Linked DNA regions of Homo sapiens: region 1 is linked to region 2. The links are chromatin loops, found by intact Hi-C in ENCODE. Cell type or tissue: natural killer cell. All regions are shown on one strand. Links, peaks and the distances in the headings refer to the core of each region. The heading gives the core; the rest is flanking DNA.

Region 1 (2,911 bases), core at 220-2,719, 560 kb before region 2:
TTTAAACACTATGTCTAATCTCGCAGCAACACCAGGACATAGGCTTCATTGTTGTACAGCTTTACAGATAAGGAAGTTGGGACTCGAAAGAGTTAAATGAGTTGCCCAAAGTCACAAAGCTATTAAATGACCAAGACAGGACTGGGATGAAGCTCTTGAGTATGAAGTTTGTGTAATATGTCCACTATGGCTAGCTGTATTAGTCCATCTTCACATTGCTAATACATACATACCTGACACTGGGTAATTTATGAAGAAGAGGAGGTTTCATGGACTCATAGTTCCATGTGGCTGGGGAGGCCTCACAATCATAGTGGAAAGCAAAAGGCACATCTTACATGGCAGCAGACAAGACAGAATGAGAGCAAAGAGAAAAGGGAAACCCCTTATAAAACCATCAGATCTCGTGAGACTTATTCACTACCATGAGAACAGTATGGGGGAAACTGCCCCCATGATTCAATCATCTCCCACCAAGTCCCTCCCATAACACAAGGGAATTATGGGAGCTACAAGTCAAGACGAGATTTGGGTGGGGACACAGAGCCAAACCATATCACTAGCTGTTTGCCAAGTAACAGAGAGGAAAAAGATTCAGAAATAACATTTGTCTCTGTCTGGGTATTTGCCTTAAACTGCAAGCTCCTGGAGGGCAGGGCAGCATGTGTTCCTACCTGGTTCTCCTTATATGGCACTAAGCAGTATGAGCAGGTGCTGTGGAATATCATTTGGTACTGAGAACAATAAAGAAGCAAGAACACAGATGATGGTAGGAGCCTAGCTTGCTGTCCTGCCTCTGAATTTATAAAAGGTCTCAGGAATGACATGCAGGATAGGGAAATATACAGCCTCTGAGCCTTGGTAGCTACATACAACTCACGATGCACACTGTCAATCTTGCTATGTTAACCGGCAAATGTCCAAAGGAGGCATTAAATCATTGCCAGAGACCACTCAGCTCACATTACGTTGTACTGAAGGGGGAGGAGGGGCAGATTTCAGAGTCCCACCTTCTTCCAAGCCCCCGCACTCTCCTCTATGTCTGCCCCGCAGCTCAGGCCTGGAATTTTATGTGCAGCAAAAAATCAAAGGTAAAATAAATGCTGAACAGCGATTGCTGTCATTGCCTTCCCCGCAGTCATTTCGCTATTAGCTGTTGGAGGAGCAGACCGTGTAGGCTGACGAGATCTGAGTAAGGACGAGGGATGAGATGTCAAGGCAGGGAACACGGCTGCCTTTGCGAGGTGGCTTTGACTCGCGCTGCAGACATCACACGTCAGCTCGGTGGAGACAGCAAGCAAACCCAACTGCAGCCGCAGAGAGGAAGCAAAAGAGGAGTGTGTGAAAAGATCAGCATATTCAGCCTGCCAATTATTTTCCTCCCTCCCCAACCCCACCCCCAAACACAAGTTCCTTAATATTAATAGTGCTGGAAATCGCAGCAATGAGCACATTGTTGGGGTGAAACTGAACATTACTCTCTAAATGAGATCCTGGGTGTGAAAGCAGAAGGTCCTCTCTGTCTCCCAGATCAGAACATTATCTGAGGCCAACAGCTCTGCAGCAGCTCTTAACCTCAAGAAAAGGGCTCGGCATTTCTGGTTCCCCAATAAAGCCACAGCACACCCTGGGACTGTTCAAATTATGGATACACACACACACACACACACACACACACACACACACACTCAAAGGAGATTATTACTAAGCTTGGGCTACAGCTTAAGAGGCATAAGTGGCATTCTCTTATTCCTCTGACTTGAATCCCTACACCTGTTACCCAAACTTCACTCACTGTTCTCCTCCACAAAAACACATTGTATCTTTGACATTACTATCAGTTTTGATATCAGAAGAATATGTGCCCAGGCAGCAGCATGACATATGTTGAAAGAGCTAGAACACTTGGAACTCTAACCTACTTTTATGAGACTTTTTTTTCTGGGTACGAGTCCCTTAGCCCATCCTTAAAGAAATATGACCAGCACCCATTCCCATCATTTAACTTTCCCAGATTAGAATTGAAACCTCTTCCCAACTGTACTGCAGGAGGTAGAAACTAATAGTTCTTTCTGAAGATTAAACCCTCTTAACCTTCAGGTGAAGAAATAAATATTATGCTGTTAAAGGATGAACCCCAGTCTAATGTCTATTAAATTCTTCCTGGCAGATTTTCCAGAGGTACAATAAGCAAAAGGAAAGAATAATATTTTCAATTTGTTAGATAAATGTAGGCAGGATTGGAGGAAAATAAATGAAGAGTACTTGCTTAGACTCTCGTATCGCTAATAACCCTGGAACATAATCTGAAGGGTTATTTAACCCCAGAGAGTTCAGGCTAGTGATGGAGGTCTCTGTGGGAGCAAGGTTTAGTCTCTGGATAATAGGCCTGCAAGGCCTGGGAAGTTAGCAGTGCCCCAGCAAGCAAGATGCATTTCAGAGAAAATCCTAATGGAAATTGGGAAGTCATCTATCAGTAAAGAACTGAGTGATCTTATCATGGGTTAGGAAGAAACAAGCAATTTCAGAAGCATTTGGGTAACTAGGATTTTACACCAATATATGAAATACCAGGGCTGGGATTGTAAGACTGGTGCAGGGGCTCCTGATAACTATTTATTCATGCATTAAACCATTATTGTGTACCTATTATGTCCTACACTCTGTGATCATTGCTGCTAACGCAAAGACAAATAGGATGTAGTCTTCAAGCAGCTTACCACGTCTACCGGGAGAGATAGTGAAGAGTCAATACATGACAATTTCAGAAGGGAATGCTTCCAAAATGGAGTGAGGATCTCTCCAAATTTAGGAGGGCATGGGTATCTACAGTAAGCAGAAACTGATAATTCCTTCTTTACAAATTTTTCTAAAATCTGCCATACTCCAAATATAATTCTCCATCTGAAAA
Region 2 (2,911 bases), core at 205-2,704:
TCATCTATTTGGGTTTTTCTCCAGTGCCCCACTTTGGTTAAGCTTGTTTTAAATTTCCTGTCTTCCCTGAAGGTGTCCACTCTTTCTGTTTTTCATCCCTTGCCTTGTAAATAAGCCACCCTCTGGGGATAGCATAGATCATTTTGAGATAGAGAGCAGTTTGGAAAACAGGGATGGAGGAAAGGAAGCGGGGAGGCAGACACTTTCTCCTCTCTCCCAGGTCCTGGTGACTGGTTTCCTCGTGACTGCACCACTTGTCCCGGTCCGCATGGACTCACTAAGAATCAACCCATGGTCAGCATCCTTGAGGTTCCCACCTGAAACTGCCCACAACCGCTTCTTCCTGGATCCATTTCTGGTGTTTGTAGAAAGGCTACTTTAAAAAGTTTTCTTGGCCAGGCATGGTGGCTCACATCTGTAATCTTGGCACTTTGGGAGGCCAAAACAGGACAATAAGCTGCTTGAGTCCACGCTTTTAAGACCAGCCAGGGGCAACATAGCAAGACCTTGTCTTTACAAAAAATGAAAAAATTTGCTGGGTGTGGTGGCATGCACCTGTGGTCTCACCTACTTGGGAGGCTGAGGTGGGAGGATGCTTGAGCCCAGGAAGTTGAGGCTGCAGTGAGCCAAGATGGGGCCACTGCACTCCAGGTTGAGCAACAGAACGAAACCCTGTCTCTGAAAAAAAAAAAAAGTCTTCTCCTTCTTGAAAACTTAGTAGCCTCTATGGCTAGGCTTGGTGGCTCATGCCTGTAATTCCGGCACTTTGGAAGGCCAAGGCAGGCAGATCACCTGAGGTGAGGAGTTGGAGACCAGCCTGGCCAACATGGCAAAACCCCATCTCTACTAAAAATACAAAAATTAGCTGGGTGTGGTGACACGCACCGGTAGTCCCAGCTACTTGGGAGACTGAGGCAGGAGAATCACTTGAACCCGGGAGGTGGAGACTGCAGTGAGCCAAGATCGAGCCAGTGTACTACAGCCTGGAGACACAGCGAGACTCCGTCTCAAAAAAAAAAAAAAAAATGGCCGGGCACGGTGGCTCACGCCTGTAATCCTAGCACTCTGGGAGGCCAAGGCAGGTGGATCACGAAGTCAGGAGTTCAAGACCAGCCTGGCTAAGATGGTGAAACCCTGTCTCTACTAAAAATACAAAAATTAGCCAGGCGCGGTGGCAGGTGCCTGTAATCCCAGCTACTCGGGAGGTTGAGGCAAGAGAATTGCTTGAACCCGGGCGGCAGAGGTTACAGTGAGCTGAGATCGCGCCACTGCACTCCAGCCTGGGTGACAGAGTGAGACTCCGTGTTAAAAAAGAAAGAAAGAAAAAAGAAAACAGTAACCTCTAGCCTGGACTGACTACATAATGTGCAGGGCAGCTTGTTCAAAAATGATGAAGAATTTCAAGACGGCAGCAGCAGAGCACTATGCCAAGCCTGGGCCTTTCTGACTGAGGCTCTTCTGGAGCATGGAGCCCTGTGTGACTGCGCAGGTCTCACGCCCACGAAGTCAGCGCTGCCTGTGGCTGAGTGTCAGTGGTTTGTGAGATGTGATCTCACACCTCATCTTGGGTGCGATGCACACACACCCGCCCTCCTGCACGCCTCCACACCCTCCACTCCGCCGCTTCGTGGGGATTCACTTGTAGAGAGGGATTCTTACTGTGTTTTTCCACTGAATTCACTCCAACTCCTCCCCAGTTAATCTTTTTCAGTCTTCAGCAAAATAGATGTTGACCTTCTAGATGAGTTTGAGTAGTGTCACCCGGTTGCAGGATGAGAAGCAGAGAGAGGTCTCCTTGGTACCACTATTCACGTGCAATTCCAGTGCTAAGGGTAACCCAGAGAGTGGCTGACAGCTGAGATTCTCTTTCTGGAGAGGGGGGTCTGGGGTAGGCTGAGAACGCTGAGCACTCCACAGATGGGATCCTGACATTTGCAAAATCCCACTTGACAACAGTCCCGTTCATTAGCAATATGGGTGTTATAACGATGTTTTCATCTACATGAGGAATCTGAAGCCCAGAGAAGTTGTCTCCTCAAGATCACACAGCCAGGAAATGGCACAGTCAACACACGCCTTCTGAGCCTTGAAATAGCCTCCTTTTCTCTACACACACCAGTCCACAATGGGACATTTTACAAGGCATAGCAGAAGGCTTTGAAGCAGCTTCTATTTGTATATAAAAGAATCAACCATGATCTCTGCCTTCCTCCAAAGGTATTAACTTTGCAGCTAATTTGTATTTCTTGTTCTGACTCTTCAGAGACAACCCTGCTACTCACTTTAACCTCAAGACACACACGAATTCTCGAGATCTGAAGACAGCCATAGAGAAAATTACTCAGAGAGGAGGACTTTCTAATGTAGGTATGTGATCCGGATTCAAATTATACTATCTTGCTACCATCGTTCTCTTTCTACGTGATTGTCTTCTAACCATTCTATATAAAAGGAAAAAATAATAATAATCCGTCAAGAAATAACTTCTGGTCGGGCGTGGTGGTTCACACCTGTTATCCCAGCACTTTGGGAGGCTGAAGCTAGCAGATCACTTGAGGTCAGGAATTCAAGATCAGCCTGGCCAGCATGGTTAAACCCTCTTTCTACTAAAAATACAAAAATTAGCTGGGTGTGGTGGCGGGTGCCTATAATCCCAGCTACTTGGGAGGCTGAGGTTGCAGTGAGCCAAGATGGCGCCACTGCACTCCAGCCTGGGTGGCAGAGCGAGACTCCATCTGAAAAAAAAAAAAAAAAGGACAAAGAAATTACTCCTGCAACATCTATATCTTTTCTAAAGTTATCATGGCTTCAGAGGGCAAGAATCTTTAACACACACACACTGTACAGTCCCAGCATGCTTGGTTTGCAAGAAGGGGTAGCATTCTTCAGGGCAATCAAGTCTGCTGTCCTG

The links. A loop is a pair of places that touch in the nucleus more often than their neighbours do. Peaks named below come from ENCODE experiments on the same cell type or tissue, not always from the same donor. Only the 100,000 strongest peaks of a DNase experiment are listed, where the experiment ranks them.
Region 1: it touches region 2 in a loop (21-fold over the local background); 1 of 110 quality-filtered maps calls a loop at or near these places.

Annotation. Positions count from the first base shown.
Region 1 is chr2:36,239,374-36,242,284 of GRCh38, forward strand. No RefSeq gene overlaps it. Among named protein-coding and RNA genes, the nearest start is that of CRIM1-DT, 110 kb to the right of the region's middle. In natural killer cell, for the core only: no CTCF peak of the experiment used is centred there; a DNase peak (open chromatin) is centred at 1,288; H3K27ac peaks cover 1,884 bases.
Region 2 is chr2:36,799,038-36,801,948 of GRCh38, forward strand. It overlaps VIT (vitrin), which reads left to right. Exons shown (of 16, transcript NM_053276.4): 13 at 2,264-2,367. The region is part of intron 1 of LOC124905990 (a long non-coding RNA gene); the gene reads right to left. Among named protein-coding and RNA genes, the nearest start is that of VIT, 100 kb to the left of the region's middle. In natural killer cell, for the core only: no CTCF peak of the experiment used is centred there; a DNase peak (open chromatin) is centred at 1,524; H3K27ac peaks cover 2,500 bases.